Linked DNA regions of Homo sapiens: regions 1, 2, 3 and 5 are each linked to region 4. Evidence: chromatin loops called from intact Hi-C (ENCODE). Cell type or tissue: mammary epithelial cell. All regions are shown on one strand. Each heading gives the region's core, and the rest is flanking DNA. Links, peaks and the distances in the headings are about the cores only. Region 1 overlaps KCNMA1 (potassium calcium-activated channel subfamily M alpha 1). Region 2 overlaps KCNMA1 (potassium calcium-activated channel subfamily M alpha 1). Region 3 has its middle 11 kb from the start of KCNMA1. Region 4 holds the start of LOC105378372 (a long non-coding RNA gene). Region 5 overlaps KCNMA1 (potassium calcium-activated channel subfamily M alpha 1).

Region 1 (5,900 bases), core at 680-4,679, 320 kb before region 4:
ACAAGGAATTTTCATTTGGGGAATTTCTGCAATGTCAACTCCACTGATCACCCACAGTGTTTAACACCCTTGCTATAAATTTGGGGGCTAGCTTGGCAGCTCCTGCCACCCCCCTGAGTCTGCTACCTTGCTCCAGAAATAAAAAATGACTTTGGCCACAGTAATGTTTCCTCGATCCTCAGCCCCTCCTGGGGGCCTCCGGCAGTCATTATTTTAAATAAACATGCCTTTTATTGTTTTCAGGTACACAGAGATGGAGGCGCTTCTACCTCTGGAGGAGGGATGGACTTTCAGGGGCCCCATGATTTGCAGCAGTTCAGTCAAAAGCAATACAAAGAGCAAAGGATAGGGGCTGTTATCTCACCCAAGAGCTCCTCAAGCAGAGGATACTCAATTGGAAAGGAGGCTCTTCCAGTCAAATTTGGGGCTAGTGGGGTCACCACGTTTGATACCAACTAGGAACAACATCCCCTTAGAGGCTTCCAACTGAGGAAGGTTCCAAAAGAGAGCTCCATGGCTGAAATGATTCAAAAGAAGCCAACTCCTTCTCATTGAGCTGGCCCTTTGGAATATGGCCCCCTCCTCCCACGGCATCCTTCCCCCTGCCCAGTGCCTCAGGCCCATCTACATGCTTCTACCTATAGGCTTTGCTTCTTCTCTAGAAAGGAGCAAAGAAGGAAAAGAATCATTGGAGGTGAGTCAAAAGCAGGCACCGTAACTCACGGGGCCTTGTAAGCCAGGGACACAGTTTCAGATTTTACTTCAAATGGAGGCAAAACCATGGGAGAGCCATGCAGAGACACCCCTTGATGAACTCTGCTTCACGCCAATCACTCTGGCAGCTAAGAAAAGTGCATTCTCTCTCCTTTTGCAGTTCTCCTGGTGCCTAGCACAGGGCCAAGGGCACAGTAGATGTGAGCCTAACACTTGTGGCCTTTGCTGATGAAGGACAGTGAAGGGGATAAGAAAACATAAAGATATTTTGGGCTGCAAGGGAACGAACTACTGAAAAACTACTGCGGCCCCCTCTATTTATGGAGATGCTGAGGCCTTGGAGAGGGAATTGACTTGTCCAAGGTCAACCAGAAAAGTGATAGCAAAGCCAGGGTTAGTATCCAGGTTTCTGCTGATTGCAGCTCCTCAGATAAAAGTAAGTGACTTGCCTCTCTTCTCCCATATCCAGAATTGATCTCAAACACTGTCATGAATCCCCAAGGGCCAGAGAGACACACAGCATAGACCAAGGTGAGTAAACTGTTTTCTCTCTTTCTGATGATCTGAGCTTTTTCCTGGAGAGATCTCAGGTGGCCAAGAAACCAAGTTGCCCACCTCATGGTTCAGAGGAAACAATAACCTCCTGGCAGCTTCCCTGGGAGCCCATGCAGGTGCCTCAGGGATTAAGGAGCTCCTGAAAACAACTCCTTTCCTTTGCAGGAAGTGATTTTCCACCCCTGAGGCATAACACCAGGCAGAGGCTCTATCAGTGCCTGCTGATATAATTAGCTCTGGACAGACTCTCCAACCAAGGCAGACACAACCAGGCCCTTGCTCTAGAAACAAAAAGAATGTTCTGGACCTATCCCAGTACACTTCCAAACCCCACGCCTTCCTGGGCAAGTCGGGGCTCAGAGACCAACAAACCCAACAGACTTCAGCAGCAGCCAGGGAGCTGGCAGCCTCTGTCCCCTGAAATGCCACTTTTTTTTTTGTGATTCAGCCTCTGTTTCAAGCTATTTTTAGTGTAAGCAAAGGCTGCATCTGAGGGAAGGTGGTGTGGGAAAGGGGTCTTTACTTTCTCTCTCCTTTTCAATGAACTGTCCTGTTTCCCTTAGGACAGCCATTTCACCAAAAGCCACAAAACATGTGGGGAGGGAGGATTAAAAAGAAAAATGGGAAAAAGGTCAAAATTCAGCCTGTTTGCTAAAAGTCTGGGAACAGTTCTAGGAAGGTGATAGTTTCTCGATCCTTTGCGTTAACCTGCTGAATCCTGGGCTGCTCCTGCCAGTGGGGAACCAATATGCCCAGTCCATCTACCTTCCGAATTAACCAACCTCCAGTAAACAAGGAAGGCCCAGAAGTTTGCTCTCCCAGGGACGTGGTGCAAACAGGTTTAATGGTCCCCCTTGATGCCCCAGGGAAGGATGTGTGCCCTTGGAGGCTTGTGAACAGAGAAGCAAGCTTCCGCTCACAGAGGACCCTGGCTTCCCACCCTCACCCCGTCTCCATCATGTCAGCACAAGGCCAATTTTACAAACTGAAATTAACTGGATGAGCAAAAAGATAGCCTTGGTGCTTAAGAGGCTTGGGTACATTTAATTGAGTTTCCAAGTGCCCTGATTCCTTAAGAAAGCCAGAGAAGCCACTGTTATGTCCTAGATCCCTCACTACTCAAACAGGAGAGAATAGTTTTTACAATAAAAATTTTAGGGCAAATGGTGGCTTTCTGTTGTTGTCATTTCCCTGAAGTAGGTTTTTTGTTTGTTTGTTTGTTTGTTTGTTTGTTTGTTTTTTTCTGGAAAAAGCCTCACTCTGGACCCAGAGTCTAAAAATGAGGCTTTTAGTGCACCAAATTGGGCTGTTTGGGGCCCGTAGGCACGAGTCAGTCTGCCTCCTCCTAAACATAGCCTCGTAAACTAAACTTGGAAGCATCAGCTTGCGTGTGGTCCCGAGTGTGACTTTCCAAGCATGCACTCCCCTGCAACGACAAAGGCTGATGACTTTGTCATCATCATCTCTATTTTTGAGTCTCCCTGCTAAACAAACTTTCTCGCAGCTGAAATGGAGGCTCTAAGGATATTTTTCTGACAAAAACGGAGTGCTAAGCCATCAGCACCCTCTGAAGGCCTTGGGGGAAAACCTGGGTAAGAAAAGTCTCCCAGCCCAACTCAGTAGCCGCAAATACAGACATTTCATTTCCTGAAATGCCTCCAGGGGGCGCCAGCTTTCATGGGTTGGGAAGGAGGGAGGGAAGGACGGAGGAATGGAATGAGGCGAGGAAGGAAGGGAGGGAGGGAGGAAGGGAGGGAGGGAGGAGGGAGGAGTGGGGGAGGTGGGAGGGGGCAGTGGGGAGGAAGGAAGGAAGGGAGAGAGGGAAAGAAGGAAGGGAGAGAGGGAAGGGAAGGGAGGGAAAGGAAGGGAGGGAAGGGAAGGAAGGTAAGGGAGGCAAGGGAGGGAAGGGAGGGAGGCAGGGAGGGAAACCAACTACTCACATATTTGCCCAGGCCCCTGGGATTCAGCTGCAGAACTGCACAGGATGTGCAATCAGGACTAGAATGTCTGAGCTCCCAGGCCTGTCCAAGGGACTGAGAGATGGGTCACAGGTTCTGACTTATCACTAAACCCTACTTCAGAAACCTTGCCACCCCAAATCATTCTAGAAAATGCAAGCATAACATTTCCACCTTCAACACTTTGGATGACTGCACTTTGCAGCTTTTGCTGAATGAACCAACATATGTCCAGCACATTGAACAGTATCTGACCCCGAGCAGGTGCTCCAGAATGTTTGAAGGAATGGATGAAGGGATGGAGGAATAGCTCAGAGGAGCTGCCTCGCATGTGCAGTAGAATCTGGGTCTTTATCTTCTGGTGACCTCACACGCTTTCCCATCTCCTTTCAATGAATGTGTGGTCACTACCTGTCAAAATGTACATCAAACCCACCTCCCCAAATACTGGTGCAGATGTGCCCTCCGAAACCAGCCTGTCCCTGCCCTGTCAGCCTCGCCCCACCTCCAGGGAGAAGTGGATACGGAGACCACAGTAAGTGCACTTGACCCTTTTTCCTTAAGACTCATCTGTTGTCCTGCCAAGGCATTTCCTGTGACACATGCGCCCACAACGTACAGCTCCAGGGAGAGCCCAGCCCGTTCTCCAGTCCCCAGCCAGCTCAGGGAGGCTATATGAAGTGAGAATTTCCTGGCCAATTTGACAATGGTGAGTCAGGCTGGCATGAGCCAGCTGCAAAGAGGACGCAGCCTGGACAAGCCTGAATTAAGTGTGTGCACAGAGCAAACATCATCATCTGGATGGATCCAAACCAGGGCTTGCCTGGGGCATTCAGAGCCTTTCAGATGGCCCTGCCCAGAGCTGCTCAGCACTCTTGGAAGATGTCTGGGTTTGGGGAGGCTCAAGGGCTGTTCTTCTACCCCTGCCCCAGAAAAGGATTTGTTCTTCACCCCCTGACCCGTCTGTCTCCATACCAGCCCATTTCCTCCATGACATGGTGACCGGGCTCACACACACAATAACAAAAATAATAATAACCATGCTTATCAAGCACTAACCATGTCAGAGGCACTGTTCTAAATATTTTACATGCATTAACTCATTAAGAGGCAGGGACTATTATTGTCCCCATTTTGTAGATGAGGAAACTGAGGTATGAGACAATGAAGCCACTCGCCCAGGGTAAAAGCCAAGCCCCTGAGACAGATGGAGCTGGGAGTCAGGAGTCTGCAGAGGCTGGGCTTCCAACTGCCCAGCCGCACCACACACAGCAGCTCCTTCCCAAGATGGGTGTCCCAGGGAGAGAGGCAATGCAAGAGCTGAAGTGAGTTTTGAGGCTGCTATGGGCTCCACCCATCCTCCTTGTTTGTTCCAATCAAGTGAGAACGAGACACAAGGAGCAAGATGGAGATCAAAAAAGAGTAGGAGCTCTAGTTCAGATCATGATGCACTGACAAAGGGGCAGGGTTTCTCACTCCCAGGCCCCAACAGAGACTGAAGCAAAGCGGACAGAGACAAGACAGGACCGGCAGAAGCAGGCCGGACTGGCTGCTGACTGCACAGAGGCTGCAAGTGCTCTGCTTGCTTACCAGGCCCCCACTGACCTGTGCTACGCTCAGTTCTGTATACTAGGGAACACCAATCAATGTCGGTGGATCACACAGGTGGATGAATGGACATAGATGGATGGGCAGACAGACAATGGGATGGAAGGCCAAAGCAGGCACCCACATGCACCTGGAAACTTCAGAGGAGAGGGAAAACAGCCATGCCAGCACTTGCCATCAGAGCCCTGAGGGCCTGGGAGCCAGAGATGAGTGGCCAGGATCAAGTGGGCTGTCCCTGGACCAGGAGGCTCTTCCTCACTCTGGAGCCAACTGAGGGTTGATTTCTGAAACTCTCCTTCATTTTCACAGCAGCCCTGGGGAGGGCAGAGGAGCCAACACACCAGCTAGTAAAATTAACAGCTGCTCTTTACAGGGCGTGCCGGAGAGCCCAGCACATGGCTCGAGGCCTGCAGACCAGAAGCTGCTGCGAGCTGAGGTGCCTGGCCTGCAGGCCCTGATCAGGGGTCCTCTTGGGGGTAAGGCTTAGACTCTGAGCTGCCAGCAGGGCCTGGGGTGTGGGGGCTGCCGAAGCAGTGGGCAGGTGGATGGAGAAACTCAAGGAATGATGCTGCTACAAAATTCTCAGACATATTCTCCTGACCTTGCGAAGTGGAAATCCATATGTTCACCCCAGCTGGGAATCTGCTATGGAACTTGGGGACCCACCTGGCTCTGGCCTCTCCATCTCTAATGCAGTACTTAGTTGAGCTTGGGGAAGTGAATGTAGACACGTCCCCATGAGAAGGGGACAGATGTTATATCTTATCTATTACCTATGCCATAGGTAACTTATGGAGCAAGTCCTGTAGGCCACTTGAAGAGGAATATTGACAGGCATACAGGGAGTGGCAATTGTTTCTTTACAGGGACAGATGGTAATTATTTTAGGCTGGTGGGTGTTTTGGACTCCGGATACTACTCAACTCTGCCTTTGTAGCTTCTTACAGAAGCAGCCACAGACGATACGTAAATGAGTGAGCATGGCTGTATTCCAATGCAACTTTGTTTATGGACGCTGAAATTTGAATTTCATATAGCTTTCACATGTCACAAAATACACTTATT
Region 2 (5,900 bases), core at 1,246-5,245, 460 kb before region 4:
ACGTAATTATCTTTGGTTTTCAATTCCAGGAGCTCTGAGGACAATCTGTCTTAGCCAGATAGTAATCACTTGCAGCTACACAAATGAGTCTTCCCTCACAACCACCCTAGGTTCATTAAGATCAGACCCAAAGAAAACGCCCTATGCTGGGATCTGTCTTTGCCTAATGGCCAAAAATGAAAGGTGTGCAGCTGTCTTTGGAAGTGACTTATCCATCACCTCTGGATAGTAAAAAGAGCTTTAAAAGGTTAAAAAGATCATAAACCACCAATGATGACCTTTCTCTGAGCTGTATTGCTAATGGACAGAAGTAAAATAACTACCTAGCCTGCTTGTCCACTTGCACAACTGGAGCTGGCCTGCCTCGAGACATAGCTGGTCCAGCAGACCTAGGGAGCCTGTTTTATACATTAATCGGCATTCCTTGCACTTTTCAAAGGGCTGGGTGCAGAGAGCCTGGAATCTCAAACTTGTGCTACAGGATAGTCCTCAGCATTCTGGAGGGGAGGGGCAGCTCTGGCTAAAATTCACTGAGACAAGCCATTTCACGCATGTCTGTTGGTTTAGATTCACTTGTGGGAAAGCCTATAGACTGTCCCCTGATTCATTTATTTGAAGGGTGTAAATACTAGCTACAATTCATCTGGAGAATTCTGGGTGCTTTTTTTCCAGGGTGATGATTTAGTATAACTTCCACGAGAAGTTTAAAGCTGTCTTTCCAAAATACCCAGATGGCCAGCCAAACCATGAATGTGTAAAACTGGTAACAGTTTTGAATGAAAGACATGGATTTTAAGAATGTACATTCTACTTTCTCACTTTCTTTCCATTTGCATCTTATATGTGGATAGAACTTCATTTTTTTTTCTCATTCACTAAGCTCGATTATAATTTTTTAATAGGTTTCACTGTGTTTTATTCCTGGAAATCTATGGACTTACCATAGAGATGGCTTTAGAGATTCTACACTAATTCTCTCCCAAACTAAAACTGAGCTTGCTTGCCGTCTTTCCCAAGGAAGATGGAAAACTCCCTTGTGCTGAATCCACTGATTGGGCCTGCCACCGGACAGAATCTTCGGATATGCTCTCAGAACAAAATGAAGTCATGAAAATGAAAAGTTTCTATATAAATAACCAGAAGGTCTTCTTATAAACAAAGCCTTGCTATGCCAAATCACACAGTTTAGCAACAGAGAAGAAAGGCTAAAGCTGGGATGAGGCTACGACAGTCCTCAGGCAGAATGGGAATAGCCTTGTTTCTAACCTTATGGGCATTTTTGCCAGGAAAAGGTGAGGACAGGACTGAAGTTCCATCCTTGGGATAGACTATTTGCAAGTTCATAAAAGAAACCAGAATCAGAGAGGACTCCCAGTGCCATCTTCGCCAAGGCCTAGAAGGATCACAATTAAAGCCAAAGGACATTGAGATGGTGTAGGACATTAGGGGAAGAGGGTGCATTGGGGAATTTCATTCCTTTTCATCTTCTCACACGGAAACAGAGAACACCAGGATCTACAGAACAAAAGACTGCCTCATAGTAGACTGTAAAAAAAGACACAATCCAAATCCATCTAAAGAGCATTTTATTTCTGAGAAATACAGAGGGACAAAAGGTTAAAAAAATAAAAAAAATAAAAAAACGAAAAGGGAAGGAAGGTGCTGGCTGAGGCATCTGGACTTCTAACCCATCAACACACTCACCTCCACATTAGGGTTTTCTTTCTCTGGGACATACAAGCTTCAAGCCCAAACCTCTTTCCTGAGTCTCAGCATGGAAGTTGGCAGGGTCTGCACCCCACGACATGTAAGAACACCCCTGGAGAGAGATTGGAGAAATAAGACCAGGGGCTTTAGAGGATCTTCAGTTCAATACAAATAGGATCCAGAATCATTAACAGTAAATATTTAAAAGGGGGCTTACCTTCAATGACATGCCAATGGGAGTCTTCCAAACTTAAACAAGCTCTTCTCTTTCTTGGCTCGGGAGAGCTGATGGAGGGAGCATGTGGAATCTTGTCTCCTGACAGCGTTTAAAGGACTCTCCATCTGAGATGGGTGAGGGCAGCCCAGCCTCGCATGTGGGGTGGGCTGAAGGACCTCTGATAGGCTTAAACTTGGCTGATTCCCAGAGACAGGTTATTAAAGGAGATATTTGCTTTGTTTTCCCTGACTGACATTTTGGCCTCTCCACCCAAATGCACAAAATCCTTGGCCGGTGACCAGATGGCTCTGAGAAATTCTGAGTTTAGCTGTGCATGAAATTACCACCATCCCAAGCCACAGGAAAGGAGCACTAAGCTCAGAATTCAGGCACACCAGAGTCTGAGCCAACAGGCACACCAAGCAGGTTTCCTAGTATCAAAGTCTAGTAGCCAACCATGCCAGGGATAGAGTTTAAAGTTCAAAACACTCACACAGTGGACAATAAAGGCAACAAGCTCAAGGCCATTGTCACCAGAGTTGCCAAGTTCACGCCACAACAGAAAATGAGTTAGACTCCAGCTTGTTTCCCAGATGCCATCAACTTCATGATTTGCAATAGTATAGTTGGAACAAATTATTTCCTCAGGGTTGGCACCTGCAGGAATCAGGGCAGAACTGGCTGCAACATTGCAGTTCTAGTCTGTGCCCTCTTCATCCTTCTGCAAGGTCTTTATCATCTGTCACCCAGGCTCACTCTGGAGCACCAGTCCATTCGGCTGGCACCCAAGGAGTCTGCATGAGTGTCCACTCTAGAAGTCCTCAAATGGCCAGGGCCTCCACCTCTGGGGGTCATGATGAACTCCTCCATCCATCTCCTTACCTTCACAAGTCAAGAAGCACCAGCGTGCAATGCTTCAGCTGAATACCCGATTGGCAGGTGAAAGGATAGCATCATGCTTTCTAATCTGACCTCCAGTAAGATCAAAGCATTGGAAACCCAATTGAGAAAAGGATCCTACAACCATAGCAAGAATGGCTCAGACCCTCATCTGTGGGAAACTGTCACCCTCCCAGAAGTTGCAAATTCCCATCAAGTCATCTTAACTACTTGACATCTTCAGTGCAAATACATCATTAGGAAACAGCTCTTTAAAAATAAGTAATACCCAGCAAGAAGACTTGACCTCATATACCTCACCCTCCTATGCCAGCAGACTCAAAATAGCCTTCCTTCTGAGAACTTTCTTTCCCATTTAGAAAATCAGTACAGTACAGCACTAGCTTCCTCCAAAATCTTCTGCACTCAGAAGGTCTTGCAAAGGTTGGTGTCAAGGTAAATAAATGGATCAATGTAAAGGCTCATGATTGTTTATGAAACGAGGGCAAGAAAGTATATTTGAATACTCACTTTGATGAATCTATGAAGTATATTACAAGTGCACCGATGCTGAGAGCAAAGACTAAGACAACCTGTAAAAGAAGAGGAGAATGCCATCACTTAAGAGTTGGACCTCAGGATGTTTGGGTTTTTTGACACATACCGAAGCAGCTTTGAAATACGGTGCCCATTGCCCTTGGGGACCTGCTTGGAAATCTCACCCTCATCCCCAGCCCCCCATTACTGCTTCAGGTTTGGCTCTTCATACAGCAATGGGCAGCAACCTCGCTCCTTGCCAATAGGGGTCAGGGTAGCCTTTTATGTCTCAGGGCACTGGGTTTTTATCTGACCCTGTTATCTCGAAGTCCAGCTTCTCTGCAATTGTAGTTGATAAACTTCAGTGGGAAAAAAGCAGGTGAAAATTTAGGGTGATACAATTTTTAATATTATATGTAGTCTAGGATCTGCAGGAACTCCAATAGAGGAATATCAACTTTAACAGCTTCATTGAGGCATAATTTACATACCACAATATTCACCCATTTAAAAAGTACAATTCATCAATGACTTTAGTAAATCTACTAAGTTATGCAATCATCACTGTAATCCAGTTTCAGAACATTTTCATCATCCCAGTAAGATCCCTCATGCCTGTTAAATCAATCCCCTTTCCCATTTCCAAGCCCCAGACCACACTAATCTACTTTCTGTCACTACATAAGAGATACCAATTTGAAGATCACAAATTTGCTCGTACAAATGTCCGTGTGTGTATGTGTGGACATACATAAAGATATATTCACTGCATGTATGATCTATATGATTAGAACACTTCTGAAATATTTAGGAAAGTAGTTCCAGTTCAGGAAGTCAATTAGGCAATCCATTAGGCCAGTTATGTGACAATCCTTGTCCTACTTTACACTCTTCACTCAAAATTAATCTCCATGGATGGAAGACAGTTTTGGCATCTCCTTCAGTGGATACCTGTCATGCTAAGGTCCATAGAATGAATATGTAGCAGATTAGGCTGACACTGACACTTCTGTCCTCAGTACACATTCTACTTTCTTTAATCTTTCACAGAGGAGACTATTAATGCAAATAAAGGATAGTCAGAAATAAAGAAGATGCTTTCAGCCAACAATTAAGCCTGAGAATAAAAAGTAAGCACCACCATTACACACAATGCCTGGCTGCTAGGTCAACCTTTCCAGGTATGCTAATACCCTGAAGAGACTGCAGGCTGAAGGGCATTGGAAGTCAGTCTCCTCAGTGTCCATCTATTGACATCTCTCAGGCCTTGGCTGGTGGGTAGAGAGGAATCCCAATTTATGTAAAGACTAAGCATGATCAAGCTTTGTGTGTGTGTGTGTGTGTGTGTGTGTGTGTGCGGGCACGTGTGCCTGTGTATGTATGAGAGACAGAATCTCTCTCTTTTACACCCACCCACACACACACACACTCCTGTATTTTTTATGTGTGCCAAAGTGGCTGACAGAAAATGAAATCTGCATGAGATACTCATTTAAAGCATTGCAAAACTGCATGGAGCTCCTGGGGCAGAATGGTGGCTTGCACAGCCCAGAAAATGACCATTAAAAACAATTGGACACTGTAAAAGGAATATGCAGTTTCATAGCAACTGATAAAATCTCCATATAAAGGGAGGTGCTAAAACAATACACCACTGAGGTTTATTTCATTCTGCCATTTAAAAAAAAAAACAACTAAAACATGCTCCAATTGAATGCTGCAGTCTATCAGTAATTATCACCCGCCCAGCACTAATCCCTCTTAGCTGCCTCACCTCAACCCCTCCCATCACACATATTCATTCATATGTTCCTTTCAAAGGTACACACAAAAACAAGCAAACAAAAACATGAGCAGGCCTTCGCTTTTTCCTCTATTATCTAAAGGAGGCAGCAAAACAAAAAGCTTAAGATTAATTTTGATCTGTGCTGCTATTTCTGAGGCATAAGCAGTTAGATCCTGGCCCTGACCTCATTCTCAAAAAGCTGCAAAGAGAAGGGGTGTGGCCAGAACCCAGGAGAAGGGCCTCTTCTCCATTCATAAACAGCTGATTTAAGACTAATCCCTGTCCATTTGGCTCCCTGTGTGTGTATCTGTGAATGCTGAGCATCTGTCAGAGCTGGCTATATAGGCCTATGCCACCCAAAGCCACTGTTGCAGAAAAGGACTGGAAAGAAGCCCTTGCAAATGGCATCTACATCATTCTGTAAGGAACTCAAAATCTAAGACCCCTGCAATGGCAATGATTTCGCAGCATCCAGATGGCCAATGTAGCTGATCCTAATTTGCTCCAGCTGCCTCCACTTGGAGTCAGTGATGGGGACTAATGCATTCCTTATTTAAGCAAATCAGCCAGTGACAGGAGGAGGCCAGGAATCCTGCTACCCTCTGAAGATGAAAACTCAAATATCAGCATCTCTCTGATAGGGTAAGAGAGGGAAGAAATCCAGGAGGGAAATAACCTCCACAGCTCCCTGGCCCTGAAGACTCTGTTGAATGGACATGCATTTGGGTCCACGTATTCAGCTGGAAGGCCTCCTCTCAATGAGATACAGGATAG
Region 3 (5,900 bases), core at 643-4,642, 63 kb before region 4:
ACTCCTGAGATCTTATTGGGAAGCTGCTGATCAGTTTCAGCTGTTTTCTATCTGTCAGGAGACTGCTGTTCCCTGGCTCTGGCTGTGACCAATTATTACTTTAGAGAAACAGTTAACCCCCTGACCATCACCTGATGGTTGCCCACCACTCCTAAGTGTGTTGTGGGGAGCCCTCTCCTGCCTTGCTCATACCTGACTGGCTACCTACTATAACACGTCCCCCCTCAAGAGTCCAAGATCCTAAACCTTTGGGGGAAAATGGATGAAGGTCAGTCTTCTGCAACTTCTTCCTGCTGACAGAGGGGCGGTGGTGGTTCTGTGGGTCTTGGCCTCTTGCTAGCTGTCAGGGCCGACTTGGGTCCATGAATTGGTGAAAGCGGTATCCAGCCAGGTCTAAGGGAGACAGGGGCAGGATTTTGCCTCTGTCGTGTCCCACTGATGAACAATCTAGAGGTTCCCTTTAGAAAGGTGACTCTTGAATATTGAGAGGACAATATCTCTCACTGAGGATCATCTGGAGCTTGATGTCCTTTCCCCTTAAAGAGGAACCTCAGATCTTTCAGGGCCTTGCAAGTGTATTGAGGAGCTGAGGGCATTGCTTCCAACTCTGGTGTCCTGAAGCCTTTTCACGGCTTCACTCGGGTATGTTGTATCCAGCTGGCAATCTCTAGTACTTTAATGGCCCTGGGGGTAAATAATAAAACAGTGAAGGGGTCCTTCCAGAACAAAAACCCAATCTAGCAGTGTCCTGCAAAAAAGCCATAAATACAGACCAATAAACTGGTTTCTGGGTTCAAGAGGGAAGTTCAGTAAAGGTCCTAGTAGAAGGTGCTTACCATATTTCAGCAGAATGCTGTTAGAGTCCCAGAATGTAAGAATCACCATTCTAGGAATGCTGCCTGGAGCCAGGAAGGAGAGGTAGATCCTCACCTTTGGCTAGAAACTGAGTCTTTGAGTCTCCCACCAGGGAAATTTCCCCAGTGGATTTTGCGTGGACATCTGACTAATCCAGAAAGAGACCTGAAGGTGGGAGAGACCCTGCCATCTTCCTGGCCATTCTAGAAAGTCCAAACACAAAGAGAAATGACCTCCCGTTTCTCTGAGCACTGCAGCCACTACAATTTCGTAGCATCCACAGAGTGCCTCGCCAGCTCTTTCTCTCTGAGGACCTCTGACATGGGCTTATTTAAGCGCAAACTTTAGATGCTTCCAGAAAGATGGCTTGCCTACAGCACTATGCAGCTGGAACAGGGAGACTGTTAGAGGCAGACACTGCCCAGCGTGTGTCTCAGACCTCCCTTCAGAAAAAGCCTCTGTGAGCTCCAGGACACTGTGCTAAATGCATTTTCTGCAAGATGCTACACTGAATTGAAAGCGTGCAAAAACATCCTTTTGGTTATCTATAAATTTCATTTTGTTCTTCTCTCCTAATAACAAAATTGAAAGCTGTAAGTTGAACAAAGCAACCTGCAAACTGCTCTAGCAGCCCTGGGAACTCCCTGGGTGATATATGGTCATGGGCTTAGAGCTTTTCATTTGACTTGCTCTTGGCTTTTCTATCAAGATCTGTCTTGGTGACACTCTACTGAGATAGATGAGTTGGTATGCATAAGTGGCTTTTATTTCAGAAGGTAATACATATTCTATTTAAAGTACAATGACCCAGAAGGGAATTCCAGCCCCTTTATCATTAGTATAGAAATTCAATGGTTCATAATCTGGTAGCTCATTGAAATGACTTTTCATTAACTTCAATGGTTCATAATGTGGTGGCCCATTGAAATGATGTTCCATTAAATTCAATGGGGGATATTATTTGAGTCAGAACCAATTTACAAACTAAACAGAATGCAGGCACACATCGCACTGCCCAGAGGGCTCGCTCGGCTCTCTCTTCCCTGGGTCTTCCATGAAGACTGGTGAGATCAGCACTGCCTGGGAGCTGAGGTGGTAGGCAGAGAAAAAGCATGTAGGCAGGGCATGCCCTTCCTTCTAGGGGAATAATAGTTGAGGCCAGAGACCATAATGGGCAATTTACATGTCCCAAAATTCAATGCACATATTTCCCTAATGCTTAGACCACCTTCACAATTTTGACCATATCGTCATACTGCCTTTTCAATTACTTACTAATATTTGTCTTCAATAGACTACTTTTATTTACCTAAATTTATTTCAAAAGGAAATTCTATACCACTATCTTCCTGGAAAACCAACATCACTGTAAGTAGCAGGTAAATAAATACAGTAGTCTCTCACTTTTCTGCAGGGCATACCTTCCCAGAACCCCTGTGGATGCCTGAAGCCACAGATAGCACTGAACTCTACACACAGTATATACAAGTTTTTCCATCTGATAACCGAGAACACTGCTCAGGTACTAACAGGCAGGTGGTGGGTGGTGCATACACTGGACAAAGGAATGATTTATATCCCAGGCAGGATGGAGCATTTGGCAAGAGATTTCATCATACTACTCAGAATGGCAGCAGTTTAAAACTTATGAATTGTTTATTTCTGGAACTTTCCATTGAATATTTTTGGACTGTGGTTGACCACAGGTAACTGAAATTGCAGAAAGCAAAACCTCAGATAAGAGGGGGACTACTGTAATAATAAAATAAAAATAAATAACAAATCAAAATATAAATACATTAGAAATAAATAGAAGGCAAGTGTAAAAGTAAATATAATAAATGCAAACAATGCTGTAAAATCAGAGCTTGCTGTTTTCAGGTGAAAGCCCTCCATCTGAAGCCTAGACTGCCTTTGCTAAAAGGAGAAATTGGTAAGTGTTGTAGAGATGTTCCAGGCACAATGACCATCTCTGTGGCAATCAGGTTAGAGAGGGAATTGGGCAGGGCATGACTTTCCCACTGAGTGCCAAGACCGGAGTATAAGCTCAAATCATCCTTTGTACCGCGTGGGGTCAAGCAGCCTGCCTTTTTGGAAGCACTGCTTTCCTACTCGTTTTAATTCTTACACGAGGCTGGGCACAGTGGCTCACGCCTGTAATCCCAGCACTTTGGGAGGCCCAGGCAGGTGGATCACCTGAGGTCAGGAGTTCGTGACCAGCCTGGCCAACATGGTGAAACCCCATCTCTACTAAAAAACTACAAAAATTAGCCAGGTGTGGTGGTAGGCACCTGTAATCCCAGCTACTCAGGAGGTTGAAGCAGGAGAATTGTTTGAACCCGGGAGATGAAGGTTACAGTGAGCAAAGATCATGCCACTGCGCTCCAGCCTGGGCGACAGAGCAAGGCTCTGTCTCAAAAAAAAAAAACTTACACCATCTCCTAAAGTATCACCCCCACTATACAGATGTGGAAACTGAGGCTCAAGTAAGTTAAGTAAGCAACTTGTCCAAAGTCACACACAGAGTGTCCTCAAGGTCAGTGCACAGCATTATCAGGGGTCACTCAGCCCTCTGACCCTATCGCCATCTGGGCCATTATAATTCTAGAAGGAAAAGCACATTAGAGATTTTGTCTGACTTCCTCTTTTTAGAGTGAGAAAAGTGCAGCCTAGAGGTGTTTAATAACCTGCCCAAAGCCTCTTTGTTCCCCAGCGACTGAGCTGAGGTTAGAATCCTTATCTGGTGTGCTTTCTGTCCTCTCAAAGTCCACCCGGCCAGCAGATGAGCCTGTTGGGAGCCAGGCAGGTGGTAAAGTTTCCTCACCATCCTCCTTTCTGCTCCCAGCAGGCCTAGGAAATCCTTTCTTGCTGACCTTTCTTTCAAATGCTAATCTGGGCCTCTGAGGCTGGGGTGGGGGGGTGGGAGGGGGGGCCTTTCCCCCATTGGGAGCCCCACTGCCAGGTGAGCCCATGGCTGTGAGTCAGCACAGAGAGCTTCAGAAGTCCCTCACTGATGGGGGGCATGCAGGGAGTGTGCCCCATGGCATCTGGGCCTTTGCAAAGCCTGTAGGGGCCGGGGTGCCCCATTAGCCCAGGAGATGCCCCTGCAGGAGGCTTTAAACTCAGCAGGTGCACCTCACAGCTCCTCGGTCTCAGACACAGCCTGAGGTCAAGACAGAAGCTGTGAAGAAGCTCTGTTGGGTGAGCCCTGGGGCTGCAGGCAAGCCAGGACCTTTGGAGGCCCTGGGAGGCTGGCAGGGGTGAGGGAGAATGGCAGGTGCAGGTGCCATACTGCACCTTTGGGAAGAGCAAAGGTGGTGGGGTGAGCGGGTCGAGTTATGAGAAAGTTCACAGAAACAAAAGAGGGGGTATGAGAGTAGAAGTGGGAGGACAGAGAAAGAGAAGGAAGAAAAGAAGTAAAAAATAAAAGGAAACAGAGAGAGAAGAAAAAGAAAGAGAAGGGAGGGAGGGAAGGAAGGAAGGAAGGAAGGAAGGAAGGAAGGAAGGAAGGAAGGAAGGAAGGAAGGAAGGAAGGAAGAAGAAATAAATAAATAGAGAGACCTAAGAAACAAGGCAGAGAAAGGGACATCACCTGTCCCAGCCAGTGGCCTCTTCTGAGTTGCTCCACTTCCCTAACAAAGCACAGAGACATTATGCCTGTAATATAAGGGGGTCCAAAGTGCCCACAGTAAGAAACAAGTATTCTCCCCTTAAAGGAAAGGCACAGGATCCTGGTGGCAAATTTCTGACAAGTGAGCTCCCCACCCCCAACACACACACACAGACAGACACACACACACACACAATGGACTGTCTCCTTTCTCAGAGGGATACATGCTTGAGATGCTGGGTGTACCTGCAAAGCACAGGCCTGGGAAGCCCCTCCAACACAGATGGTCTTGTCTTATAAGTGTCAGGGTTTGTGCCAGCTGAAAGGGAGCCCGGACTTCTGTATAGGAGGTGAGGACAAGGGCAGAATCTCCTTCATTGTGTATTCTTTTCTCATCACCCAGAAGAGGATTAATCATATTAGGACTCAGCAGAAACAAACGAGAAGAAGCTGCACATGGCCAGGCAGTGCCTCCCATCCCCAGGCAGTGCCTCCCATCCCCATTAGTGGCCTGCGGGAGGAACTTTCCATGGGAATCCCACCCAGCCCAGCCTCCTTGCAGGGCAAGGGCCCAGGACACTGGTCTCTCCAGCTGACTGCACAGGGCTTTAAAGCCAAGGATGAGGCAGGGGAGGAGAGGGTCTCAGTGTAACACATTCTACTCTACCCTCCAGGGCTCAGTTCCTCAATTCTACAAAGGAAAAAATATTAGGTGTTTATTAGGTAAATATTTATTAAGCACCTACCATGTGCTTTGTGCTATTGGCAATTTCTATAAACAGGGTTTTCCCATCCACAGCAGCTCTCCCTACCACATGAGAGGGTCCCTGGAGGAGCAACCACATGGATTAAATATTTCACACCATGAGTCAATGGAAGTGCTAGCTCAGCCCTCAAGTTGCTGCATGATCCCACTCTGGAGTTCCATGGAGCTGGGTTCCAATTTCAGCTCTCCTCCTCTCTCAGGCTGCAGGCTGTGGGTTAGGTTTCTTAGCCTCTTGAATTTCAGTTTCTCCATCTATATAGTAGAGAGAATAACAGTGCCTTCTCAGTGAGTTGGTGTGAGGATTGAATGGAAGAATCCTGGTAAAGCTCTTAGTTAGCACAGTGCCTGGCACATGGTGTCCTTTTGTTGGCCTTTGCTACAATTAATGAAGGCAGAAGTGTGATTATATAAACCTGTACCCACTTTCTTTGAGTCTCCATCCTCTGATGTATACCATGAGGTACTCCCTGCAACCCCTTTAGTTTGAAGCCATGCTATTCTTGTCTTTGCTCCCCTATCTCAACCCAGGAATGGTGATATTCTTGTTTACTCGCCTTTGTTTGGTGTTCAATGCTGTCTCTCCTTCCTGTGATGGAAGGATTGTTCTGTCCTTTTCCCCCTTCCAGAACCTGTTCTCATTTCCGTTCTCCCAAGGCCAGCTGCAGCCTC
Region 4 (5,900 bases), core at 904-4,903:
TACATGTTCATTAAACGGTGGCTCTTATTTTTGTCTTGGGTCAGAGAGAATGGAGGCAGATGGAAAATATTGCAAAGAGAAGAAAAGTATAAATTGTGGGGGCAATGGGGATGGCACTGGCATTTTTTTGAACTTTAATAATAACATTGCAAACCCAGTAAATGGTTACCAGACCTAAGTTTGAACAGGCAAGGTGTTTAATACAGCTTGTTGATTGGATTTACGGGTCCTTCCGGGCCTTTCATGGAGCTTGGGCCTGCTTTCTACCTTTATTGCTTCTGATGCCTAAGGCTAACTCCCCAGGGCAGCTTGACTCCCAACAGGGAAGTCTCATTTACCAAAAAGTCTCAGTGATTCTGTTTTCCCTGTCTTTTTTGCTTTTATTATTGTTTTTATTTTTTTAGAGACAAGATCTCGTTCTGTTGCCCAAGCCGGAGTACAGTGGTATGATCATAGCTCGCTGCAACCTTAAACTCCTGGGCTCAAAGGATCCTCCTGTCTCAGCCTCCTGAGTAGCTGAGAGTACAGGCACACACCACCACATCTGGCTAATTTTTAAATTTTCTGTAGAAATATGAGTCTCATGATGTTGCCCAGGCTGGTCTCTGACTCCTAGGTTCAAGCGATCCTCCCACCTTGGTCTCCCAAAGTGCTGGGATGACAAAGCCTCCATGCCCCACTGTCATGATGATTCCGAATCACCTCCAGCAAGGGACACCCTCTTCTTAGGGCTGAGAATAACTGCCAATGAGGAACCATGGATTTGGAGGCCCTTCAAGGGTCAGATCTTGGTTCCACCAGGTTCCCATCCTCACCTGTCATCAATAACCAGCACCTTGGTCTCCTTGTCCCCTGCCTTCAGCATCCCTGGCAGATTCCTGATGGTGACACTCCCAAGGCCACTTCACAGGATGGACCCTCATGGGTCATCTGGGCCAAACGCCTCCATGATAAAGCATAAGCACCAGAGAGGAGGTGGACTTGTCTAGGTTACACAGGAGGCCTGGGGTTGCTATTGGGCTCACCCAGGTCTAGGGAGCCCAGGACAGCAGTCATCACCACCCCACTCTCAGTAACACTGTGCTCTTCAGTATGTAGACAGCTCACATCTATGCCCCATGCATGATTTACAAATGTAAAGACCATGCACAGGAGCTGGCTTAGCAAAAATTGATAAGCAGCAGCCCTGGTTATCATTACTGTCACTGTCCTTGTATCTCATAGCTTCATACTACACCCAAGTCACCATAGGCATGGGCATCTTTGTTTTATAGTAGGAAACCAAGGTTCACACCTTAGCCTGCAGGACTTTGTAAAAACCCTGCTGTGGGTAAAGAGCCCAAAATGGCCAGCCCCTCAGCCTTTTGCTCCCAACCCCCAAGCCCTTTCTCCTCCAGGGCACTGCCTCCCACCCTCGTCTGGTCAGGGGAGGCCACCAGAGGAGGAGTACTGGCCTGGCAGGGAACACTGGCAGTCTCGGCCCTTCACCAAACAGCAGGGGAAAGGCAGCAAGCCCCGCCCCGGTGGCCCCAAGATATGGGTGCCAGGAACCCGTCATTCAGAGACCACAAATGAAGAAAGCAGGGAGGCCAGCCCAGCCAGGCACAGCTCACCCCACCCTGCTGGGAAAACCCATTGTGTTTCACCGGGCATCCTGGGGTGCTGTTGTGGGCCAAGAATGACACTTGCCTCACGCCATCAAAACCAGAAGGGTATCCTAAGGGGAGTAGGCTCGCCCCGCAGAGCCACACTAGATGGAAGCAAGGCGAGTAGCCAGGGCAGAGCCCACCCCCCGCACCTCCCTCCCCACAGCCTGTGTAGACACACAGGCCGGCAGAGTCACCGGGGCAGCAGGTAGGAAGGGCGGTTCAGGAAGCCAGGTACTTACCACAGGGGAGCATGGTCTCTTCAGCCTCACCCTCAGGTTCTCACCGTGGGCTCCACTGGGCATCCATAGGACCCTGCAGTTGTGGGCAAAACCGGGGAGACCCATACAGACATCGTTTTCCTGGGGAGAAAGAAAATTCGATTTCATCAGAGTCCTAACCCTGTGCATGCCTTGCACAGGGACAGACGGAAATAAGCTTCCTCCCTACCCAGGTCATGGGCCTCTGCACTCAGTGACAAAAATGGGAGAGCACAGAGCCAGCTCCCCACACCCGCTGAAAAAACAAGGAGTCCCTGAGGCCTCATGTTCAATCCCACCCCCACCCCCCTTTTTAAGCCCTGTCAACTCTTTCTCGCCTTCAGTCATCAGCTTAGGTGCCTCTTCCTCCAGGAAGCTCGCCTTCATCTTCCCGGGCTGGTTTAAGGGCACTTTCCGTGCCATGTGCTCAATTCCTTGTGTCCCCACTAAACCTCAGATCCCACAGGAGCAGTGGCGGTGTCTGCCGGGTTCTCGCTCTGTCTTCTGCTCTGCTAAGGTGCCTGGCACACCATGCTCTCGATCCCAGATGAGTGAATGAACTAATGAATGAATGAATAGCAGCACCACATCAGGCTGCTCTCACATAACCCACATGGCTAAGGAGAGGTCTACGTTTTATTTTTTAAGAAGGCAGAGCTCGAGGGGGCCTTGAAGTCACATCGCCGGCTGCTGAGTCTACGAACAGGGAAGCAGCCGCAGTCCCCGAAAGGACCCGTCCCAGCGAGCCAGGGCCTGGTTTTCCTTCCGCAGAAGGCGGAGGGACCGGAGCGGGCGCGGGCACCCCTGGGCTCTGAGGGGCGCGCTCTGAAGGGCGGCGGACTTCAGGGCCATGCTGGCTGTCCCCAGAAAGCAGGAGCCCGAAACCGCGGGGCCAACGAACGCCCACATTCTCTGCTACAACCTCGCCACTCCCCTGCGCCTCTCCCCTTGCCCCCTGCCCCCACAGGTAACGCCCAGAACGAGTGCTTCTCCCGGTGGGGTACTGAGGAGCCTGGGCTGCAGCTGCCGAGCCGCCACAGCCACGCTGAGCCCGGCCTGGCCTGCACACTGGCGCCACCGCCTGGCGGGGAGCGGGACTGACGCGCTCCTCTCCCTCTCCTCCAGCCCAGATCACGGAGGCGCGGAGCTCCATCTCCTGCCCTGGGCGAGGGGAGTGAGGGAGACAAAGACTTTGGGCACAACACCCACCACATAGAACCTATTCTCTAGTTGGGAAACAAGTCAAGGCAAAGGCGCACAGAGTGAAAGTCAGTGTGTGAGCAAACAAAACACCAGCCAGCAGAGGTTAAGCTTCTATGCAAACAGGCCTGCCTGACTCAGGGAGCAGGGGAGACTGAGGCAGATGAGAAGCTCCCGCCGAGGCCACCAGGATGCCCAGGCCTTGGGGCTCCAGGAAACGTGGTCTCCACGCTCAATCTCGGCTCAGCCTTCCCCAGAAGATGCCTCTAGCCGGACAGAGCTGGGTTTTAATCATGCCGCCTTCATAAGCCAGGTGCATGATCTCTGGCTAGTTAACTACAGGTGCATTTCCTTAACCTATTTAAAAAAGGGGTGGGGGGATGGTTAGGAACTCTTGCCTGGTTGTGTTGTTGTTACAATTAAATCATGAATATGGAGCATTTGATGCAGTGCTCAGAATAGAAGCTACTCTTAAAAGCAATCCACTCATAATAGGGAACGAAGGTTCTAGAATGGCTACTTTTTAAAACTATAAATCAGAACAGATTCAATATAAGAACATCACTCTCAATTCTTACTCACTTCCATTCTGGAGTAGCAGAGAAAGAAGCAGAGGGGCCACTGGCTGCAGAGGGAATGGCCCAGAGCTCACAGCCTGTCCTGGTTAAGTGGCAGCCATGGGGAGGCCCTAGAGAAATGTCACCAAGAACTGTGGAGACAGCAAGGAGTAAATGCTAGCACTGATTGTCTGCCAAATGCCATTCAATGAACTACATTCTTTACAAGCATTGACTCATTTACTTCTCACACCACCCCTACAAATAGGTGTCATTATCATCCCCATTATTTTAGAGATGAGAAAGCTGGGACATTCACAGATTGGGGACCCAGACCAAAGTCACACTGCATCTAAGCAGCAAAACTGAAATTGTAGCCAGGTGTTCTGGCTCCAGAGCCTCTGCTCCCAACCACCAGCCAATACCTGCCTCTCTGATCTGGGAGCTATATTCATTCCCACTTCTCAGGCGAGAAAACTGCTGTTCAGAGCGATGAACTCTTGCAAGGTCACACAGATAGTCACTGGCAGAGCTGTGATTTTTAGTCTTGAGCTTTCTCCCTAATTCAACTTGGGATAGAGAAAGTAAAAGCTGGCCAGGCGCGGTGGCTCACGCCTGTAATCCCAGTACTTTGGGAGGCCAAGGCGGGCGGATCACGAGGCCAGGAGATTGAGACCATCCTGGCTAACACGGTGAAACCCCGTCTCTACTAAAAATACAAAAAATTAGCCGGGCGTGGTGGCCGGCGCCTGTAGTCCCAGCTACTCGGGAGGCTGAGGCAGGAGAATGGCGGGAACCCAGGAGGCGGAGCTTGCAGTGAGCCGAGATAGCGCCACTGCAGTCTGGCCTGGGCGAAAGAGCAAGATTCCGTCTCAAAAAAAAAAAAAAAGAAAAGAAAAGAAAGTAAAAGCCAGCCCCTCTCCAGCCGTCAGAATTACAAAAGGTGAACCGGGGACCTGTTGGCAATCACATTTCCGACCGTGTAGCAGAAGCTGGTCTATGGTAAGAGACGATAAAACCACCACACAGAGAGAAGCAAAGATGAGGCTCCGCCAACAGAGTTCAAGTCCCAGTTCCGGCCATTCCTGAAATCCAGCTGCAACCTTCCCTTTCTAAAACTTGGTTGTTCAAATTCAGGGTTTGACTCCAGGTGTCAATAAAGCCCCACTGTGTCCCCAAGTTGTTACAAGTTGGGGAATAGTCAGTTGCAACCAAAATGTGCTCTGCCACAGAAGGTGACATATGGAAACAAGAGGCAGAAACCCAGAAGTCCAGAGGATCTGGAAAAATGAGAGGAAAGAGAAGCCGAGAGCAGCAGAAAGAACAAAGGGTGCAAAGCTATAAAGAGCCTTTTGCCCATCTTGCCAAACCATCAGCTCTCTCACTTGTCCCTGAGCTTGCTGCTTCTGCCCACAGACTGCTTCCCAAACAGCTGTGAAAATATCGTGAACTGGTGCTTTTGAACATTTCCTCTTCCAAATGCATGCAAGTTTCACAGCCCCCTGAGTCCCACACGTAGACAATCACTTATACCAATTCCTCCTTCCGATAAATGTTCATGCCAGCTAAAATAACTCCCCATCCTTCAGATCCCCCCACACCAAGTAGTCTCCCTAAGTGCGTGTTCTTCCTGCCCCCCACTCCCCCGCACCCCTCCAGCAGGGTGCTTCTGGAAAGGCAGATGGCATGAGTGGAGAGCTGACCCCCAGCTCAGTCTTCAGGAAGGCAGGGCTGTTGATGAGTCAGCGGGGTCTGCACTGAAGCATCTGGCCCAAATTACCAGGATGAAGACTTTTTCGGCAAATTGCTCACAGCCCAACAGGCAGCACTCCACGCAGACCACCCCAGCGCTGCTGTTAGTCACGCGTGCATTTTAATTTAGCTACAGAAGAGGAAGGAGCAAAGAGCACAGAATAATCCTCTCCTTAGAGAGGAAAATGGGACCTCGGGAGCTTGCATGGCTTCCCTCAGGTCACTCAGCCAGTCAGAAAAGAAGCGCTCAGCAGGGGCAGGCTCCCTGAGCGTGTCCTAATCCTAGTCCTCGCAGAACTCTGGTCATTCTGGGATCAGCATCTGCAGTGGTCACATTCCTCACCTTCCCCCTGCCTCCCACCACCGTCACTTGACTTTCTCTCAGAGCTCAAACTAGAAGGGATCTGGTTCAGTTCCATCAACCATTCATTCATTCACTCATCCATTCAAAGTGGCGAGGCTGGAAGGGGCCTTAGGGCTCATCT
Region 5 (5,900 bases), core at 831-4,830, 540 kb before region 4:
TTTTAATCTCAAAAACATATGAAATAAAGGATTACATTAATAAGAATACTGATATTTAGGAGCACAAAATAGCAAGGTTTACTCTAATACCAGAATCCTGGAAACTTGCATAGCAGCTACAACTAGAATTCAAGTTCAGCCTCACCGTGGGCTGGACCAGCAGATCTCAAAGTGTGGCCCCCAGATCAGCAGCAGCAGCATCACTTGGGAATGTGTTAGCCATGCAGATCCTCAGGCCCCATCCCAGGTGTACTGAATCTGAAACTCTGGGGATGGAACACCCCAAATCTGTAATTTAACCAGACCTCTAGGTGACTCTGGTGCACTCAAAGTTTGAGAACCACTGGTCTATCTAGAATACATAGTGTGCTTGTTCCAAAGCAATTGTCCTTACCACGACCCAAAGAGCCTCACAGAATAGATTTCGGAAAGTACGTGTGCGTGTGTGTGTGTGCGTGTGTGTGTGTGTGTGTGTGTGTGTGTGTGTGTGTGTGTGTTGAAGTTTCTCAGGTATTCAGGTATGTTCCTCTGGTTTAAGAACCACCACTGTGCCAGGCCTCTCAACAGTGGCTGCACAAGTGAAATTATTCAGAGAACTTGAAAACATTCTGGTGACTGAGTTCATCCCCAATTCTCATATGCTTGGTTAGAAATACAGTCTGGCCAGGAGGACGTGTCAGAGTTCCTGGGTGATTCTAACATACTGCCAAGATCATTTAGCCCATAGAAGAATCACCAGGAGAATTTGTTAAAACAGATTCCTCAGCCCTACCTTTCAGAGATTCTCCAGGTTTAGGGTTGAACTCCAACATTTTTATTTCTATTAAGCTCCCAGGCCATGTGCTGGCTTGCAGACCGCACCTCGAGTAGTCCTGCTCTAGGAGAAACATGTTTATATTTTAGATACCTGAAATCTTCTTTGGGCTGGGATGGCCAACTTTCCTCCATCTGTTCCTCCTCTAAATTCCTATAAACTTACTGTTCTTTCTAGAGGACACTCCAATTAAGTTATTAACATCTTATAGAGGCAAGATCTATGTTTTCCCCATCTTTGGGTCACTCCTAGCACCTAGGGATTTGCACACAGTAGGTGTTCAGCTGAATAATGCAGTCGAATCCCTGAGCTGGTTTCAGGTGTTCATTTTCTCCCTATCTGATCTGCTAGCCAGGTCAATCCATTATGGCCCTGGTCTCATGGAAAAGAATCAAGGCATCTATTTTTTGAAGATGATGTGAAGGTAAATATACGTCCAGTCCTAGAGATTTAGGTTGCTGAGGAGGCTGTTCCAATAATACCCCAGATGAAGTACAGCCATCTGGAGAGGTTTTGGCATCCATGCAAACCTACTGCTGAATTCGTTCCTTGAAGACATTCATTTTAGGATGGTATTTCCAATTTGGCATATAACAGAGCCATGCAAATCAATGAGGATTTAGAATCTCTACTTACGGAGGGCATCTTATTTAAAGCGTGTCCCTGACAAAGCAATATCAAGGGAACACAATTGGAAATCTCTTGGAGAGGAGTAATTTCTCTAGAAGCAGTTTTAGCTATAGCAGCGACCGGAACAGCAATGAGCTCCCTGAAATACATCCAAATTTTTAGTATTCCACTTGGCTGGGCTGCCTTCTTCAGAGCCCAATCATAGGGACAGAACTTAATAATGAGTTCATTTTTCTTGTCACACTAGAGCAATTCAGTTGCAATGCTATTCATAAGGTGTATGTTGCCATTGAATTCTTTCTCAAAAAAAAACAAAAAAAAAAAAGCTCAAGCCAAGAGTAGAGCCCCATGTCAGTCTATATGCGCTAACAAAATACCTTAGACTGGGTAATTTATAAACAACAGCAATTGATTGCTCACAGTTCTAAAGGCCGGAATGTCCCAGATCAAGGCGACAACAGATTCAGCATCTGGGGAGGGTTTTTTCTCTGCTCCATAGATGGCACTTTCTTGTTTCCCTGCATGGTGGGAGGGACAAACAGCCTCCCAAGGGCTTCTTTCATAAGGGCACCAATACCATTCCTGAGGGCTCCACCCTCATGATCTAATCATCTCCCAGAGGCCCCATCTCCAACACGACGGCATTGGGATTTCATTTCAACACATACATTTGGGGCAGATACAAACATTCAGACCATAGCAGCCCATAACATCTAGCATGATACTATTTCAACATGGACTAATGGTAAAAACATGGATTGTTTTTATTTATTTGGCTACTTGTATAGAATGGGTCAAGAAGCTCAGAAGAGGGGACTGGTGAACATGGGGGAAAAAAGTAGTTTGGAGGCTGGTAAGTTATTAAAAATGTGTTAACTTGTAGCTTGAGAGACAGCATAGTATCATATCAAGTAACATGGACTTTGGAGGTAGATTGCCTGAGATCAAAGCTGAGCTCTACCATTTACTCACTAGGTGACTCTCAGCAATTTATTTAACCTTCTGAAGCCTCAGTTTCCCCATCTGTAATATGGGCCCCCAAATGACACCTATTTCATAGTACTGTTTGGAAGAGCACTTGAGACAATTATATACTGTATGTACATACACATACATACATATATATACACATATATGTAATATGTGTAATATGAACACATCTAACTTTATTCTAGTTATGGAAGCACTTTTCTTTTGGATTTCTCTTTCTCTCAAACCCCCCAACCCCCACTCTCCTAAGGACACCTGGCCCAAAAAGGGAAATCATACTTTTTCTTTTCTTTATTTCACTATTCTTATTCTAAAGAAACCCACAGACTACAGACAGCAGTTTACTTAGAAGGCTCTGGGCTTCAGGGAATCTAGATGTCCAAGTTGAAAGTCAGCTGCCTGGAACATGGAGTGGGTGACCTCTGGGGGCACTCAGGGGCCCTTCCTTCCAGGCTTCGGGCACTGTCACTGAGAAGCAACTCCCTTGGGGGAGGGGTGCTTTTGGTCATAGCGGTTGAGTCAAGTTATCAGATGTCAAATAGCTTATAGGAGTTCAAAGTGAGCCTATCTCCACCACTGCTAACCACGAACTGCCCATCTGAGCATGATGAAATTGGCCCCCTTCCCCTCTCCCCTTGCTACTTAATTGCTCACAAATCCAGCAAATTGCAGGACCAGCCTCTAGGGGGCACCAGAGACCTTTCCTTTCAGAGCCCAAAATGCCATTTCAGTAGCAGCAGAGTAGTGTGTCCTGGAGCTGGAGCATGGTCCAGTGTCTCTTGTGCTTTTTGGCCTACTGAGTCCTTAAGTATATTTAATTTAATTTGGGTAGGGTGGTAGAGGGTTCCTTTTAACAGTGTATTCATGATTTCTCTAGCATTTCTTCAGGAAAGTTATTTATTTCTTTTAGATATAGAATTTTTACCATTGGTCCATTCACTCAAAATCACTTCAAAAAACATTTGCTAAGCTTCCACTATGTGCAAGAGTGTCCTGGGCATACAAAAAGTAAAAAGCCATGGTGTGTGCTGTCACAGACTCATTCTAGAGCAGCGTGGTCCCACAGAACTGTCTATGATGATGGAATGTTCCACATCTGTGCTGTCCAGCTCCGCAGCCAATGAGCCACATGGGGCTCTTGAGTACCTGAAAAACAGCTGGTAGGATGGAGGAACTGAGCTTTTAAATAGGCAAATGTGGCTAGGAGCTACCATACTGGACAGCACAGTGTATTAGTTTGGTGCAAAAGTAATTGTGGTTTTGGCCATTTTTAAGTGGATTGGTAAGCCTGGCTATTTAAAGTGTGGTCCACAGAGCAGGAGAATCACTACACCTGAGAGCTGGTGGAAATGTAGATCTCTGACGTTAGCATAGGCTTCCTAAATCAGAAACTGCATTCTAACAAGATCTCCTGGTGCTTCTCATGCACAGTAAAGTTTAGAAAGTTAGGAGATGCATACAAGTGGTTCTCATCCTGACTGCACTTCAGACACAACTGAGAAACATTAAAAGAAGCTGAGCCTAGGTCACACCCTCCACCCAGAGATTCTTAGGTTAATGGTTTAAAGGCTTGGCCTGAACATGAAGAGTTTTAAAAGCACTCTGGGGGATTCTAATAAAAATTCGAGAACCATCCCAGCATAAGTCAGTACGGTGGCTCCAAAACTGGAGATCACCAGGAGTGCTTGTTAAAACACAGACTGCTGGCTCCAACTCGCGGTTTCTGATCCCTGGGTCTCGGTTGAGCTCTAAGAACCCTCATGTGTAACAAGTCCCCAGTAACGCTGATGCTGCTGATCCAGGAACCACACTTTGAGAACCACTGGTCTAATCATTTTAAAAGATGGGCTCCAGAATTGGACTAACCTGAGTCTTGGACCTGCCACTTACTTAGACCCTGAACCTCAGTTTCCCAAACTGTAAACTTGGGCTATGAATATTTACTCATCGAGTTATTGTGAATATTAACTCAGAGAATGACTGTGAGATGCTGGGCATAGTGCCTACTTTTAATAAGCAATCAATAACTGTTCCTTACTATCATGATCCTAAGAAGACTCACTCATTCATTCATTCAACAAGTATGAACTATGTGTCAGGCACTGTTCCAGGTACTAGGGACATAGCGAAAAACAAGGGGGCCACAGTCCCTGCCACATTGCTATCATGGAAGCTGCAGTCCTACCTGTCAGTACAAAGCAGGCTGCGTATGGTGCTCCTATAGCACGAATCCTAACAGCACAATACAAAGGTCAGAGAGGAATTCATTCCAATGGATGAGAATGGGAAAGCTGCACACAGGAGCTGGAGTCAGAGCTGTGCCTTAATGGGGAGAAGGATTACAACCTGCAGAGTCAGGGCAGGAACTTACTCATGACCAGGCACAGGGCAGAGACAGCAAGAAGATGCAGCTAGCAGCCTAGTGGAGCTGGGGCAGGAAGTACAGGGAAAGGGGAGGCAGGAGGCAGGGCTGTGCATATGGGGATGCCAACCAGGGTCTGCCTCCACTCTCTGGCCAAACCATACTATTTGTGTTTGTTTAAATCCCAAACACTGAAAATTACTGATGTCAGGAAACTGAAACCAGGCCACAGCTTTCATTCTTGATTATTCTTACCAAATGCAGAGGCCAGTCAACAGAAGGTCCAGAGATTCACAGAATCATCCTGACCCTGCCTGAAGGTGGGGCGGGGCTCTTCAGCCAAGCAGGTGGCCTTGGGCCCAGATGCTCCATTGAAGCAGAGGAACAGAGAGATGCTTGAGACTTCAGCTGAGCCCTGGGTGGGGTAACCATTAAAAGGAAGAGTGGTGTGCTGACCCCATCCACCGCTTCCCTTAGGAAAATGGTGGCCTACCACCACAACTCTTTGGTCTCATTTGGGTTTCTCTGTAAACTCCAGAAAGCAATAAAGCATGATTCCTAAAAAAGAGGGCTACTAGGTGGAGGTTATGCAGACCTAATATGTTCCCCTCAGTCACTGCAGCTGCACAGGAAGGGGCACCCAAACCTCAGAGTAAGTTGCGTAAGAACAACAGACAACAGGCAAGTCTGTCTAGTAACTCACCTGTTCCCATGAAAAGAAAAAAAAATGTCACTCCATGCAAATGAGGGGTGTGGGAGGGTGTTGAGCTTCAATAAGGCTCTCCCCAACGGTCTCCTCCCTAACAGGCTGTAAAATAACATGAAGCATGGCCCCAAAGGGCCGTGAATGACCCCTGGAGCAAAGGACTCCAAAAGGCTCTGCAGAGCTTTTGGCACATCTGAACAGGGGCCCGGATCCCAGCGCACCCTCTTCTGGGCTCTGACTTTGGCAAGTTACTCAACCCCTCAGAGCCTCAGATTCCTCTTTGGAAATAATAATGGGAATAATAATATGCCCCTTTTGGTAGGCAGAACGATGACCCTCAAAGATGTCTGTGTTAATCTTGGGACCTGTGAATATGGTCATCTACATGCCAGAAGGAA

The links. Hi-C counts contacts between places; a loop is a spot of excess contacts. Peaks named below come from ENCODE experiments on the same cell type or tissue, not always from the same donor. Only the 100,000 strongest peaks of a DNase experiment are listed, where the experiment ranks them.
Region 1: it touches region 4 in a loop (14-fold over the local background); 10 of 110 quality-filtered maps call a loop at or near these places.
Region 2: a loop joins it to region 4, with 6 times the contacts of the local background. A loop is called at or near these places in 8 of 110 quality-filtered maps.
Region 3: it touches region 4 in a loop (7-fold over the local background); 10 of 110 quality-filtered maps call a loop at or near these places.
Region 5: a loop joins it to region 4, with 8 times the contacts of the local background. A loop is called at or near these places in 82 of 110 quality-filtered maps.

The regions. Positions count from the first base shown.
Region 1 is chr10:77,389,140-77,395,039 of GRCh38, forward strand. The region is part of intron 2 of KCNMA1 (potassium calcium-activated channel subfamily M alpha 1); the gene reads right to left. Among named protein-coding and RNA genes, the nearest start is that of KCNMA1-AS3, 41 kb to the left of the region's middle. In mammary epithelial cell, for the core only: a CTCF peak has its summit at 2,917 (motif pointing right); DNase peaks (open chromatin) are centred at 2,922 and 3,922; H3K27ac peaks cover 2,879 bases.
Region 2 is chr10:77,247,861-77,253,760 of GRCh38, forward strand. KCNMA1 (potassium calcium-activated channel subfamily M alpha 1) reads right to left here. Exons shown (of 28, transcript NM_001161352.2): 3 at 3,335-3,396. Among named protein-coding and RNA genes, the nearest start is that of KCNMA1-AS3, 100 kb to the right of the region's middle. In mammary epithelial cell, for the core only: a CTCF peak has its summit at 3,598 (motif pointing right); no DNase peak of the experiment used is centred there.
Region 3 is chr10:77,646,193-77,652,092 of GRCh38, forward strand. No RefSeq gene overlaps it. Among named protein-coding and RNA genes, the nearest start is that of KCNMA1, 11 kb to the left of the region's middle. RefSeq lists a silencer at 3,478-3,577. In mammary epithelial cell, for the core only: a CTCF peak has its summit at 2,365; a DNase peak (open chromatin) is centred at 2,429.
Region 4 is chr10:77,708,618-77,714,517 of GRCh38, forward strand. It overlaps LOC105378372 (a long non-coding RNA gene), which reads right to left and starts at 2,071. Exons shown (of 2, transcript XR_001747510.2): 1 at 1,889-2,071. RefSeq lists enhancers at 1,246-1,305, 1,676-1,865 and a silencer at 3,982-4,213. In mammary epithelial cell, for the core only: a CTCF peak has its summit at 2,994 (motif pointing left); no DNase peak of the experiment used is centred there; H3K4me3 peaks cover 345 bases.
Region 5 is chr10:77,170,946-77,176,845 of GRCh38, forward strand. The region is part of intron 5 of KCNMA1 (potassium calcium-activated channel subfamily M alpha 1); the gene reads right to left. Among named protein-coding and RNA genes, the nearest start is that of KCNMA1-AS2, 33 kb to the left of the region's middle. In mammary epithelial cell, for the core only: a CTCF peak has its summit at 3,117 (motif pointing right); a DNase peak (open chromatin) is centred at 3,136.